Regions from separate parts of the Homo sapiens genome. Here regions 1, 2, 3 and 5 are each linked to region 4. Evidence: chromatin contacts called from ENCODE Hi-C or POLR2A ChIA-PET data. All regions are on one chromosome and are shown on one strand. The core of a region is the stretch at or near the end of the contact, and the rest is flanking DNA. Distances in the headings are between cores, read along the strand shown.

Evidence for each region. A loop is a pair of places that touch in the nucleus more often than their neighbours do. ChIA-PET counts read pairs that join two places held with the same protein, here RNA polymerase II (POLR2A). Pooled maps may share reads with other maps.
Region 1: a loop to region 4 is called in a map of B cell, with 30 times the contacts of the local background. The contact joins the promoter of CFAP298-TCP10L here to the promoter of CCT8 in region 4. A Hi-C loop is called at or near these places in 2 of 168 maps with a recorded cell type or tissue (B cell and naive thymus-derived CD4-positive, alpha-beta T cell) and 8 of 50 pooled maps.
Region 2: a map of B cell shows a loop between it and region 4 (8-fold over the local background). The contact joins the promoter of GART here to the promoter of CCT8 in region 4. A Hi-C loop is called at or near these places in 2 of 168 maps with a recorded cell type or tissue (B cell and naive thymus-derived CD4-positive, alpha-beta T cell), 2 of 37 single-sample maps with no recorded cell type and 7 of 50 pooled maps. POLR2A ChIA-PET finds 5 or more read pairs at or near these places in 1 of 52 experiments (AG04450).
Region 3: a map of B cell shows a loop between it and region 4 (28-fold over the local background). The contact joins the promoter of ITSN1 here to the promoter of CCT8 in region 4. A Hi-C loop is called at or near these places in 1 of 168 maps with a recorded cell type or tissue (B cell), 1 of 37 single-sample maps with no recorded cell type and 12 of 50 pooled maps.
Region 5: a loop to region 4 is called in a map of B cell, with 11 times the contacts of the local background. The contact joins the promoter of EPCIP-AS1 here to the promoter of CCT8 in region 4. A Hi-C loop is called at or near these places in 1 of 168 maps with a recorded cell type or tissue (B cell) and 12 of 50 pooled maps. POLR2A ChIA-PET finds 5 or more read pairs at or near these places in 1 of 52 experiments (activated naive CD8-positive, alpha-beta T cell).

Annotation. Positions count from the first base shown.
Region 1 is chr21:32,611,015-32,613,714 of GRCh38, reverse strand. It overlaps CFAP298-TCP10L (CFAP298-TCP10L readthrough), which reads left to right and starts at 1,338. Exons shown (of 12, transcript NR_146639.2): 1 at 1,338-1,610. It overlaps CFAP298 (cilia and flagella associated protein 298), which reads left to right and starts at 1,338. Exons shown (of 7, transcript NM_021254.4): 1 at 1,338-1,610. The coding sequence starts at 1,472. RefSeq lists enhancers at 1,097-1,206, 1,867-1,916.
Region 2 is chr21:33,540,685-33,543,384 of GRCh38, reverse strand. GART (phosphoribosylglycinamide formyltransferase, phosphoribosylglycinamide synthetase, phosphoribosylaminoimidazole synthetase) reads left to right here and starts at 1,268. Exons shown (of 22, transcript NM_000819.5): 1 at 1,268-1,320. It overlaps SON (SON DNA and RNA binding protein), which reads right to left and starts at 347. Exons shown (of 12, transcript NM_138927.4): 1 at 216-347. The coding sequence starts at 292. RefSeq lists silencers at 1-62, 1,103-1,392 and enhancers at 243-302, 207-938, 503-952.
Region 3 is chr21:33,641,157-33,643,856 of GRCh38, reverse strand. ITSN1 (intersectin 1) reads right to left here and starts at 1,356. Exons shown (of 40, transcript NM_003024.3): 1 at 1,144-1,356. CRYZL1 (crystallin zeta like 1) reads left to right here and starts at 2,116. Exons shown (of 13, transcript NM_145858.3): 1 at 2,116-2,176. RefSeq lists silencers at 598-727, 1,048-1,147, 1,158-1,497 and an enhancer at 1,968-2,377.
Region 4 is chr21:29,072,266-29,074,965 of GRCh38, reverse strand. CCT8 (chaperonin containing TCP1 subunit 8) reads left to right here and starts at 1,318. Exons shown (of 15, transcript NM_006585.4): 1 at 1,318-1,435. The coding sequence starts at 1,376. RefSeq lists enhancers at 1,093-1,262, 423-1,334, 1,713-1,882, 1,335-2,246.
Region 5 is chr21:32,770,780-32,773,479 of GRCh38, reverse strand. It overlaps EPCIP-AS1 (EPCIP antisense RNA 1), which reads right to left and starts at 1,380. Exons shown (of 4, transcript NR_024623.1): 1 at 1,172-1,380. PAXBP1 (PAX3 and PAX7 binding protein 1) reads left to right here and starts at 1,725. Exons shown (of 18, transcript NM_016631.4): 1 at 1,725-2,154. The coding sequence starts at 1,812. RefSeq lists an enhancer at 1,069-2,058.

The DNA.
Region 1 (2,700 bases), core at 89-2,588, 3.5 Mb before region 4:
GGAGAGGATGACATTACTCTCAATATCGCAGGGGTGTACACCCCACTGTGATATTTTTCTAAATATTCAGGGCGGGAGACGATAATATTACTCCCAATATCGCAGAAGGTGTACATTCCCTGACCATCAAACATAAGAAGTCCATCAACCTGTTTAGTTTTCTTTAGATCTGTATTTGAATTTGTGTTGTCCGTTTGTTTATTTATTATTTTTGAGACACAGTCTCACTCTGTCGCCAAGGCTGGAGGGTAGTGGCGCGATCTAGGCTCACTGCAACCTCCGCCTCCCGGGTTCAAGCAATTCTCCCACCTCAGGCTCCCTAGTAGCTGGAATTACTGGCACGCGCCACTACGTTCGGCTAATTTTTGTATTTTTAGTAGAGAAGGGGTTTCACCATGTTGGCCAGGCTGCTTTCGAACTCCTGACCTCAGGTGATCCGCCCTCCTCGGCCTCCCTAAGTGTTGGGATTACACGCGTGAGCCACCGCTCCTGGCCTGTCCATTTATTTTTGTTTTCTTTTTGTCACACTAAAATATAAGCTCCATGAGAGCAGTGACTCTGGATCTGTGGGGCCCGGAATAAACAGCGACTGACGCCGACTGCCTTCAGCAAGAGTCCGCTGGAGGATGGCTGGATATTTCTGGGAGGGTCGCTCTGGCAGGGGCCGCTGGAGCTACCCCAGCAACGCCATCCAAATCAACCTGAACGAAGAAGTGCGGACACTCGCCCTGGCCCCTCCGTCCTGAAAAGCTGACCCGCGCAAACAGCAGCGAACAGCAAGACTCAGTTCTGGGTCGCTGCCGCCGAACTTTCCCAGGCCGGAAACAGCGTGGAAACGTTGCCGGAAGTGGAGACTGAAAGCGGCGGAAGGGACGCTGGAATGTGGAGCGGTTGTGGGGCGGCAGCTGCGGAACTGCGCGATTGTGGTTCCCGCCGTATTTCCCGTTCCCCATCTAGTAACTCCCATCTCAGCCCACGTATCTCCCTGAGTGGAAATCTCGGGCCCCAGACCAGTCGATTGGGAGGTCCGCCCTCCCCTTCAGCGACTTGGTCTGTGTTTTGGCAGTTGCCGCGACAACAGTCACTTCCGGGAAGGGGCTCTGCGAATCTCCTTCCGTCGGTCCGCTCAGAATCAGCTGTCCTCTCAGACTGTGTGGGTGGTTTCCCCGGCCGCAGCTCCGTACGGGCTTGGATTGCTGGGCCTCGGTGCACCCCAGCCTCCCCCACTCGGGTTCTGAGCTTGAGCTGGCGGCTCTTTAACTCTGCTTCACTGTTGCTCTTGGCAACATCCACTTCCGGGAGCGAGTGCCGTTTCCCCCGCTCACCGCGGGCTAGGGAGCGTGGGATTCCGGACTGTGAGCGGCTGTTAGTGCGTCGCAGCTGCTGGCGATCCGGCGACCCTCGGCCGGCAGGACCCGCGGGCCACGCAGCCGGGGCCTTCTCAACGCCTCAGTACCTCGGCGGGACCGCCATGGTTCTGCTGCACGTGAAGCGGGGCGACGAGAGCCAGTTCCTGCTGCAGGCGCCTGGGAGTACCGAGCTGGAGGAGCTCACGGTGCAGGTGGCCCGGGTCTATAATGGGCGGCTCAAGGTGCAGCGCCTCTGCTCAGGTGCGGCTCGCGGGTGGGCCCATCCCGGACAGATCGAGAGACCGGCGTGGGATGGAGAAAGAGGGGCAGGGTGGGCCGAGGGGTCAGGTTTGTGAAGATTATTGAAGAGATTTGCAGCAGCCGGGGTTGAAACGGGACACTAGGGTTAACCGGAGATGAATAAGGAACCGGAGAAGATCCGGCCTGTCTGACACCCCGGGCTGGGAGGTGGGCCCAGGTGCCTCTCGGAGCCAGGATTTGGGGTGCTGCGAATAAGTGGAAATGGGCTGGGGAGGGAGGAGGGAGCCGAAAGGCCGGGCTGAACAGCAGACTTAGTGCAATTAATCACGTGTGAGGGGTGAGATGAGAACTAGGTGGGCTTTTAAAAGCTGAATTTACTATTTTTAGTCGCCCAATGTAAAGCAGCGAGCCACCTGGCTTTGGGACGGCCCCTTACAGTTGAGGAAGCCTTGGTGATCTTTCCCCGCCCTGGAAACGGCCTGTTGCGTTGCGGCGCCGTCTCCCTACCCCGCGCAGGTTCCAGGGCACCCGCTTTGCCGCAGAACTTTCCGGCGGTGGAAGGGCCCCCATCTGTGCTGTCCATTGGGCAGCTGCCGGCCACTTGTGGCCGTAGAGCATTTGGAATGTGGCTAGTGCGGCCAGGCAACCGAATTTTACATTTGCATTTTAATTAATTAAATATATATAAATATAAATAAATACCATATATATAGTATATATGAATATAAATAAATTATATATATGTATATATAAATATAAATAAATTATATATATATATATATATATGGTATGTGTGTGTGTGAGAGACAGGGTCTTACTGTTGCCCAGGCTGGAGTGCAGTGGCGCGATCTCTGCTCACTGCAACCTTCGCCTCCCGGGTTCAAGCTATTCTCCTGCCTCAGCCTCCCAAGTATCTGAGATTACAGGCGCCCACCACCACGCCCAGCTAATATTTGTATCTTTAGTGGACACGGGGTTTCATCATGTTGGCCAGGCTGGTCTCGAACGCCTGACCTCAGGTGATCCGCCTGCCTCCGCCTCCCAAAGTGCTAGGATTACAAGTGTGATCCATCGCGTCTGGGTCATTTTA
Region 2 (2,700 bases), core at 19-2,518, 4.5 Mb before region 4:
GGTTACCTCGGAAAAGGCGAAGTTCCTCGAGGGAAAAGGAAGGGAGCGGCTGGGGGGGCGGTTGGGGGGGGCCCGGAAAATGGATCCCAGGCCCAGGCGGGGCCCTAGCGGGGCCTGAGCCGGGGAACGACTGCGTCTCCGAAGAAAGGTGCCAAAGAAGGCTAGGTGAGGGCCTAACGGTCCGTTGGGAGCAGAAGAATCTGGGAGGCGTTTACCTGGAAAGCTCCTGTTGAATTTCCCGGAATTTACTGACCACGAAAGACCTAAAAATCTGCTCGATGTTGGTCGCCATGGCGTCCGCTCCGTTCTCTCAACTCCTCCTCGCTAGTCCTCCAGGCTCCCAGCATGCCTCGGGAGGAGGCGCACGGGCCAATTCGGTCTCTCGCCTTCCTGATTGGCTCCAAAGGGAATGCCCGGTCCGGCCCGCTCCACCGAGGGACCAATCAGTGAGCACGGCCCTGCTCTCCTCTGCTGTTTCTGAGCGGCTGGGGTAGAGGTGCTGACGTTTGCGCCGCGCACGACTATGTCCGCCATGTTAGTGTCTGACGCAGGCGCCATTACAGGAGCCGTCTCTCTTGAGGCGACCGTGTCCGCATAAGTTGTCAGTCCCCAGCAGTGTTTGGGAGCCTTAACAGGCTTGCTAAGTGCCTGAGATTAAAGGCGAAGAGGAAGAAGAGCAAGAAGGGCAACCCGGTGTTTAACACACGGCTTTCAGGCGCTCTCAGGTGGCGCCAAGTTCAGTTTCGACAGGGATATGCATCCGGGAGAGAATTTTTCAGCCCCCGCCCCCACTGGCATGTGAGAGGAGGAACTCGCTGTTGCCCTGTGTCTTCCCCAGTGCGTTCTATAACCAGCCTCATTTTTTTTTTTAGCAATAGGCCGGATGTCCTAAGCGACCGGCATTCAAAGCCCGGTGCATTTTAGTCTCATCAGGAGTCAGGCGTGTCACGAGATTTTTCCGCGGTAGCTGCTCAGCTCTGACTCGTGAGCGGCGCACAATTGGCTAAGAATGGGTTTAGCATTTTGGCGCTCCCCCCCGGCGCTCCTGGAAACACTGCGTGGCACCCCGTACCACTGTCACATTATAAACGTGCTAAGGCTTGGGTGTCTCGGCTGGGGAGCAGTCAGGCAGCGCCCAGGGCGGGAGGGAATCAGACTAGATTCTCGCCGCGGAGACCCAGGGCCGCGCGGACCAATGGGGCAGGGAAGCCGTCGTAGGGCGGGGCAGTGAGGGGCGGTGCCGCGCTGGTCCCGCGCCGGTCCCGGTGGGCCGACTTCCGGCGAGCGGGCAAGCGGGAACCAGGTGGCCACCCGGTGTCGGTGCGTAAACCCCCTCCGCTTTTACACGGAGCGCGCTTAGGCTTTGGTTTGGGGATTTAAGATCGCGAACTGAGTGAAACCATAGAAACTGATTTGTAGAAATTTTCCTGTTGTTTGTAAATGCGGTGGGTGGGGGTTGGCCATGTGCTTTTCACTTGCTACTGTTAGCTGGTTTCTATTTGCTCTTTTACTTTTCCTGTTTTCTAAGATGTCAAGGCCTTTTTGTGTCTTTATACATTTTTAGGACATAACCCTAAATTGGTGTACTTTCTCTTTATGCACCCGTTGTCTCTGGCAGATTACTTGGTTAATTTTGTAGTTGGTTTCTACTTTATTCTCCATATCCTCTGATACGGCTTTATTTGCCTGTCTTATTCTGCTTATGTTACCCATTCTGAGGAATGAGGCCCAAGGTTAGTGAAGTCCCCCAAGGTCTTCCTGCTAGTATGGGGCAGCGTCTCTACCCAGGCCAAGGCGCTGTGTGAGACTCAGGAGCCCAGGCGTCCTCACCACTGGGTAGTAAGGCTATTTTCAGTGATCCACTAGAGTAAACAGAATTTTCCCACACTACTGCTATATTCAAACTAAAGATGTAACATTTGCTCTAGATTTAAAGATCTGTTTATTTCTGGCCGGATGTGATGTAATCCCAGCACTTGGGAGGCCAAGGTGGGTTGACCATTGGAGGTCAGGAGTTCGAGACCAGCCTGGCCAACGTAGTGAAACCCCGTCGCTACTAAAAATACAAAAATTCGCCTGGCGTGGCGGCGCACGCCCGTAATCCCAGCTACTTGGGAGGCTGTGAGGCAAGAGAATCGCTTGAACCCGGGAGGCGGAGGTTGTAGTGAGCTGAGATCACACCACTGCCCTCCAGCCTGGGCGACAGAGAGAGACTGTCTAAACAAATAAATAAATAAATAAAATAAAAAATCTGTTTATTTCAGATACACATGGCAAGTAAAATGTGTTTTCCCGTTACACTAAAGTAGCTGTTCCTTCCGAGACTGTAATTTAACAGGGTTTTTTTTTTTCCTTTCTCAAATTTTCAATGATCATCGTTTCACTTGTTGAGAGAATCTGAAGCAAAATTGCTTCTGTTAGGCTCCACCCCCTCTTACCTGTGTGACCTCCAGCAAGTTATTTACCTATCTGGGCCTCCTTGTCTTATCTGCAAATTGGTGATAGTAATAGTATCTCCCTCATAGGATTCTTTCATGACAAGCATTTTAAATAGTACCCTGCCCAAGGTTAAGTGCTCAAAAAAATGTTAGTTTTGTATATTGTCAGCTTACATTTTTCTTAAAATATGTAATCCCAACATCATCAAAATAAGTTTTCAATTTTCTTTTTCCTGTTACCAGTTTGTCTTGTGGTAAGTAA
Region 3 (2,700 bases), core at 107-2,606, 4.6 Mb before region 4:
ATGGGATTTGCTGTTATTATCTACCCTCTTCATTGGCCTTGCCTTTATTATCTGTACGTTTTGATCAAGAGGAGCAGCAAGAGAAGAATGCCAACAGACAAGCACAAAGAAACGCATCTGGCCGGAGCCTGCATGTATCTAAATTTCCAGGTTGCTGCTGCCCTCAGAATAGCACTGATGATGGCAAAGTTCTAGAGGAAACTTTCATATTGAAGAGGCTATAAAAATCTCTATAGCCTCCAACTCCACAGAGAAGCCGCTAATCTATTTCTTCCAAAGCAAAGCCTTCTTGAGTCTGAATCACAACAAAAGATTGCCCATAGGAAATGTAATCTCCGAAGTTGTTTTCTAATCCCAAGGCAAGCAGAAGCGCAGGAAGGTGCGGCCGATTCCTCGCCGGTTTCCTTTTTTTGGGAATTCGGATTGCATTCGTGCAAGCAAGGGACTGCAATTGTGTCTTGGGTCCACACCACAAAACCGTGTCGGTGCGTAAGAAGGGAAGGGACGCGGCGGACCCGGGGACGCGCTCACAGGGCGCGGAAGACGCTCCCCTTTAAATGCCTTCAGGGGCGGCCCCGCGGCGCGCCCTGGGGCCGAACGGCATTGCCTGCCCTTCACTGACCCAGGATTCTGCAGGCTTGCGAGCGAGGGGCCGAGGAAGGAGCCGGGGCTCCAGGCAGAGGCGGCGCCGCTCCCGCCAACGCGGGTCCCCGGGAGGCCGGCGGGAGGCGAGGCCGGGCCGCCCCTCGCCGGCGGCCGAGGGCAGCGAGGTCAGCCCGGGAAGGAGCGGCCGCCCGGGGTCCCCGCGAGAGGAGGGAGCCCGCTCGGCGGCGGGGCCGCGGCGCCCATTCATCCCCACGCCCGTCCCGCGGCCGCCACCCCACGGCCCACCGCGGCCCCCGGCCTCCCAGTGCGGGTCCGCCCGCCACTCCGCCGCCACCCCCGAGGACGGGAAGGACAAGGCAGAGGGGCAGCCGCTGCCGTCTCTCGGGCGCGCGGCGAGGGGCTAAGGGCGGCCGGGGAGACAAGCGCCGGGCGCGGGACGGATGCCCCGGGCAGCCATCGCGCAGACCCCCGCGCCGACCCCCGCCCCCGCTGCAGCCGCCCGTGGTCCAGGCCGCCGCCTTGCAGCCCTCTCCTCACCTCATCTCCGGGCGGGTCCGCGCTGCCGCCCCAGGGACAAATCAGTGCCGCTCACGCGCCGCTGGGAGGGACGCAGGAGCCGCAGCCCCGCACACCATCCCCGCCCGCCTCTCTGTCCGTCCCGGAGCCCGCTCGGGATTCTTCCTCGCGAGCCGCCGTACTACGGAGCAACCAAGCTACGCTCCCTCCCCTGGCGCCTCCACTCTTCTCTACCTCCTTCGCTCCCTCCCTCGCTCCCTCGCTCCCGCCTATCTCCTCATCTCCCTCCGCTGCCTCCCCCGCCCCCCATCCACCATCCATCTCCGCCCATAAGTGGGTGGGGAAACCGCCAGCCAATTGGAAGAAGGGGCCCGCACCTTCTCACCACCCCCTACCACTGGCCCCGCCCACCGTGCGAACCCAAAGAGGGTGAGCCAAAGAAATGTAAGACAACAGAGTGACAAGCCGAATGAGCCAATCAGCAGGGGCTGTGTGGGGGCAGGATTAGCACTCTCCCCCTCCTCCCCATGTAGGCGTAACAGGAGATTTATGGTCTGAGGTTGCCTATCGTGGTTTATGGAGATTTTGTTGCACGATTTCGGTGCATCTGCTCGTTGCCGTGAGAGACACTAGATAGGATGCACTTAATTGACTTAATTATTGGAGGTTTTCAAGGAGAGAATAATGTGGAAAGGAAAAAGGCGAAGCACAACCCAAAGGGGTTGGCCGGGCCTATGGTTGGAATGAGGAAGGGTGTGGTCTTCGGCTAAAATTTGCATAAAACGGAACCCATCCGGGCGATTCCAACTTCGCCCATTTATTGGTAGTCCTTGGGGCGGGGCCTCGCCTCTTTCTCCGCCCCCGAGCGGAACATGACGGGAGATGTAGTTCCGAGACCGGTTGCCATGGCGTTCTGGACAGCCTCGCGAGTCCGACCCCGCCCTTCAGGAGTGACGAGCGGCCTGACCAATGGGAGCAGGGGGCGGGCTCTCTGACGAAGGACTGGAAGGTGGCGGTGGTGAAGGTGCAGGCCGTTGGGGCGGCTCAGAGGCAGGTGAGCCCCGGGAAACGCGTCCTGTGTCTTGGGAAACGGGCCTTTAAGCGAAAGGTGGAGAGATGCCCCACAGAACCGTGCAGCCCTGGGGAGGATGGTGGTTCGCGTCGAACCCTAACCTGGGACTTGTTCGGGCCCAGGCCTAGCTTAGCTGAGGCCGCTGAGGGGTGGGTAAGACTAGATTTGAGGGACAGTTTCCTGGACCTTGACGGGTTTTGATTGTAGGTCTTATCTCAGTTTGCATCTCCCTCTACTTTTATGGAGGCAGAGGTCTGGGAGTGCCCTTCCACTTAATCTCCCAGGTTGGGTTTTTCTCCTCTGCTTCTTGTTCCTAGAATTTGAGTGTCTTTTTCTTTCTCTGTTACTTCTTCTCAGCCACTTCTTTCTTCCTCATCACTTTGCTGTTTTCGGAAAGCAGTTAGTAGTTATTCGCTGTATGTGGCTTTTGAGCCAGATCGGCCCTCTTCATTATGCTAAACGGCGGAATCATCTGGAGCGAGATGTAAGCATCGCCTTGGGATAGG
Region 4 (2,700 bases), core at 69-2,568:
GAAGAGACAGAGTGGGGAGGTGCCACACACTTTTAAACAACCAGGTCTTATGAGAAGTCACTCACTATCACAAGAACAGCTGGGGATTATAATTCCACATCATATTTGGGCAGGCAATTCAAACATATCAGTGGCATTTACATTTTTGCAAAAATCCAAACCATATCAGTGGCATTTACATTTTTGCAATTTTTTTTTTTTTTTGAGACAGGGCCTCACTCTTGCCCAGGCTGGAGTGCAGTGGCATGATCTCAGCTCACTGCTGCCTCAACCTCCCAGGCTCAAGCAGATCCTCCAACCTTAGCCTCCCAAGCAGCTGAGACTACAGGTGCATGCCACCAAGCCAAAGGGATTTATATTTATCTATAAATTCATATATAAATCAGATATATTTATATAAAATGTGTATATTATATATATAAATCAGATAAATAAATATGTATTTATATCTGATCTTAAAAGAGTAAAAGGGATTTATATTCCCAGGAAGAAGTAGAAAAGAGGAATATAGATAGTGGTTAAGAACCGGCATTTTGCAATAAGTCTGATCTAGATAGGAATTCTAGCTTTAATATTTACTAGCTCTGTGATCTTGGGAAAATTATTTACAGTTTGTGAACTTCAGTTTCCCTTCTACAAAATAGAGACAGTACCATTTAATTTTTAATTTTTAATGGTATCGTCTCCATTTTATGGAAGGAAAACTAAATGGTATTTTAACCGACAATTCATTAATTTTTAAGACTGACCATTAACAGAGATACTGCATGTAAAGCAGATCACACAGAATATGGCACACTTGAGCACTTGATGTGTACTACATTACTCTTAGTGACGACTTTAATTATCGTGCGCATTCCCAGCGCTTCCTATGGTGCCCAACACAGAGCGGACGCCTAGAGACAATTTTGGGGGATGGGGCAGATGCTCTGCCTCGGGAAAAAAAAAGCACACCTGCCCTGACGTTGGTGGCTGGGTCTGGAAGATACGTGGAAATTAAGCTAAGGATGTGTGGCTTCCAGATCAAAAACCGCAAAAATCTAACGCCGTGACTACTGACTACGGTCAGAGAGCACAGACTGGAGCAACCTCTCACGGCCTGGGCTGTCTGCGCGTGCGTGAGCCAGAAACCCGAGGGGCTCCCTGGGCCCGCCCTATCGATCGACCCGATCGGGGATCGTCAGCTTGGTTCTGGCCACAGAGGTTGCTCTTCTCGCGATGCTTCAGACCTGGCGGCAGGGAAAGGGTGGGCTAATTGGAGAGCCAGGAAGAGCGTGAGGCGGCCCCACGCTGCTTTCCCAGAAGGCTGTGCGTGCTCCTCGCTTCCTCCGCGGTCTTCCGAGCGGTCGCGTGAACTGCTTCCTGCAGGCTGGCCATGGCGCTTCACGTTCCCAAGGCTCCGGGCTTTGCCCAGATGCTCAAGGAGGGAGCGAAAGTAAGGGCTGAAGGAAAGGAATGAGGTGGGAGCGTCAGCATAGGGCTGCGGCGGCCGCGGCGAAGTAGGAGGGCCTACTAACGGGCTGAGCGTGCTGCCCTGGCTCAGCGGCCGGGGGAAGAGAAGATTCCAGAAAGGGAGGTGATTTTGGAAGGGCTCGGCCACCGGAGCCTGCGGGCACTTCTCTTCTTCCGCGACCGGGAGAAGGCCGAGGGATCGGCGGCACGATCGACATTGTACACCTTGAAGGTGGACGGATGTGAAGCCGCGCGTGCGTTTTGCCTCCATCCGTAAATGGGGCTAAGGCCCGTCACCCTTAAAGGAGGTTGTGAGGGTGAAATTGAATAACGTAGATGAAATTGTCTTGAGAACTGCGACGTCGATTATCACATAGCTCGCGAGTTGTAGGATGGGGAAGAACGAGAACTAGCCGATCCAGAGAAGAGAGTGGGAAAAAGGGCCGGGTCTTGGTTGCTTGCTTCCCAGTGAGAAACATACGGCTTTCAGCTTAGTTGACAGAAGCCATGCGTTGTAGCCAAATGAGTTCCGGTCCCAACTTATGTTAGCTGGCTTAATCTAAAATGTAACTTTCTTGGGTTTTGTTTCCTTCGTCTTTAAATTATGGAGATTGGACCAAGAGGTGGTGTCTTTGAGTTCTGTGTAATCTGCAGGATAAGTGATAGAGGGGTGCAGATAACACTTTTGTTTAATGGCCTTTTCTTGAACGTTAGTTCGGTAGCATAGTTTTAAAAAATATCTTACTGCACTATTGATAAATTTGTCTCTTGTGCTATTCAAATTGCATTCCTCTGTGTGTCCTCCAGATTTTGTTAATTCAAGAAATAGATCAGTGTGGTTGAATTTAAGGTTTTATGCGAGGTACGGGGAGCATTAACAGTTTAATAGAACTAGGTTCATGTTTGTAGGATGCACTTTTCAAATAATGTCGGTATAGTAAGTAAATGTCAGGGTTCAAGGTAAATGTTGGTGGAATAATCTTTTGAAAATGATATGGGCTGATTCCCTTGAAAAAATCAGGCTGAGATAATAGCTTCCAATTTGGGTTTTTTTCACTAATACAGTTTTGGAAAACTCGTGTATCACAAAACATTATTTGTCATTCCAGTGCTAGTAGTTTTTTACAGAACACTGAGCTATTTCTTTCAATAAATAGGTACTGAAGGAACTGCAGTGAAAGACAAAAGTCCCATTTGTCGTAGAGTTTATGTCCTTCTAAGGCAGAAATAATGATTAAATAAAAGGAG
Region 5 (2,700 bases), core at 131-2,630, 3.7 Mb before region 4:
AAGACTAGAAATAATCTAAATATCAATGTTTATGGAACTGGTTAAATAAATTACGGTATATCCCAACAATGAATCACTACGCAGGTGGGTTAAAAAAAAAAATAGACGGCCGTGCGCGGTGGCTCACGCCTGTAATCCCAGCACTTTGGGAGACTGAGGCGGGCGGATCACGAAGTCAAGAGATTGAGATCATCCTGGCCAACAGAGTGAAATACAAAAATACAAAATAAATTAGCTGGGCGTGGTGGCACGTGCCTGTAATCCCAGCTACTAGGGAGGCTGAGGCAGAAGAATCACTTGAACCTGGGAGGCGGAGATTGCAGTGAGCGGAGATCGCGCCATTGCACTCTAGCCTGGGCGACAAGAGCGAAATTTAGTCTCAAAACAAACAAACAAAAAACCAAAAAAACACAACCCTTCATATACAGATATGGGCCGATCTCCAATCTACGGTAGGCTAAAAATGCAGCTTACACACCATCTGTGTAAAAAGGGGAACACATTAAAATATGCATATTTATTTGCTTTTATGTTCATGGAACATCTTTAGAGGATCATAAGAAACTGTTAACATTGCCACTGAGGAAGTGAACAGCCTTCCAGACATGGGTGGATTTTTTTCACTCTACCGAATACCCTTTTAATTTCGAAACATCAAAATGAATTCGCATGCACAGGTGCATGCCCGAAGGAAAAACTTCTAGTTCGGTGATGAGATAGGGAAAGCCGGTGAGTTCAACCTTAGGCGCAATCACCCTGTGAAGGTGTGGCCAGCGAGGGCTTTGTCACGCAAGTCTGAGAACTGTCACAACCTTCCCCACCCCCTGCTCTATTTTCCTTCCACTTGTTTCTGAAACTCACTAAGCTTTGGAAAGTATTTAGTCATAGAATTGCTTGCAAACTTGGCATTCTTTAGAAAACACGGAAACACTTTTGCTTTCCTTGTTCCTGAAAGACTGGGGAACGGGGGACATCAAGCCAGGTAACATTGTATCATAACTGAAATTCAATGTCTTTGAAGTAACATTGTACCATAAATGAAATTCAATGTCTTTGAAGTAACATTGTATCATAAATAAAATTCAATGTCTTTCTAAGAGCTCTGTAGCTATAAAGCTGTAGAAATACAAAGTATTACTCAAGAATAACTAGTAATTACCAATAGTCACACCTCAGGTCAAAGTTTGGAGAGGACTATTCCACCTACTAGATCACACTTTCCTTCCCGAAAGCCGCTTCTCTCTCTGGCCTCTCCCCTCCTCCTCCTCCCTCATCTGTTTGGCGGGAGGCTTCCTCACATTACCGCTCCGCGTAAGTGCGAAGACGCACTGCAGCAGCGCCGTCTGAGGGACAACAGAGCCTACTCTTTCTTCTCATCTCTATGATCCTCTTTGTGACCTGTCAAACAACACCAGAGTTCCATGCTAATAGTACTCCACTCCGACAGAGAGCGATGCAAAGAGCCGACGCTCTCGCGAGAGGTGTGGGGCTCTCTCTCTCTCTCTCGCTCTCTCTCTCTCTCTCTCTCTCGCTCTCTCTCTCTCTCTCTCTCTCTCTCTCTCTCTCTCTCTCTCTCTCTCTCTCTCTCTCTCTCTCTCTCTCTCTCTCTCTCTCTCTCTCACTCTCTCTCTTTCTCCAAGTATTGAGAGCGCGTGGGAGCATAGGCGCATGCGCGCTCGTGGGGTGCGCGGTAGCAACAGAGGACTCGACCCGGCTGGAGCTCCGGAGAGCGCGCGTGCGCCGTCACGAGCTCGGCGCTGCCGGGGCCGCGGTGTGGAAGCGAGTATTCGACCGCCGTGCGGGCCGCGGGGATGTTCCGAAAGGCCCGGCGGGTGAACGTGCGCAAGCGGAACGACTCCGAAGAGGAAGAGCGGGAACGCGATGAGGAGCAGGAGCCGCCGCCGTTGTTGCCGCCGCCGGGCACGGGCGAAGAGGCGGGCCCCGGTGGCGGCGACAGGGCCCCTGGCGGGGAGTCGCTGCTGGGCCCGGGGCCGTCGCCGCCTTCCGCGCTGACCCCGGGCCTCGGGGCTGAGGCCGGGGGCGGCTTCCCCGGCGGCGCGGAGCCCGGCAACGGGCTGAAGCCGCGCAAGAGGCCTCGCGAGAACAAAGAGGTGCCCCGGGCCAGCCTGCTCAGCTTCCAGGACGAGGAGGAAGGTAAAGTGCGCGCTTCGGACGCCCTTAGACGGCCGCATCCCCGACGCAGGCCCCCGTCCCCCGCCCCCGTATTCTCTGGACGCCCAGCCCCGGAGCCCTGGAACGGAGTCCCCTGCCGTCCGACCGGCTGCGAATCTTCCCCAGCCTCCGGCCTTCTGCTCGGGCAAGGGACGCGTTCCCGCGCTGCCCCCAGCCTTTTCTTAACCACCTCCTCTGCCACGGGGCCGGAGCTCAGATCAGGCATTCAGAGTGTTTCAGGGGAAATTCGGTGTTCCCTGTCCTGCCTCTTTTCTGCCTGGCGTGTTTCAGGGCCAACTTGGTGTGGGTCCCCTGGCTGCTCTTGGCATGCTTTCCGAGCCCTCTGCAGGTCACTGCGCCCACACTTCTTGGATGCTCTGTCCAGGCATCCTCGACCATGAAGGCCGAGTTTGTAAAAAGGAATACTAGGAGAGGGAACAGAAGCCTGGAGTTGCAGCTCTGGTTCTGAGTGACCTTGGGCCAGTCCCTTGCAGTCGCTGAGCCTCAGTTTACCCATAAAAGTAATTA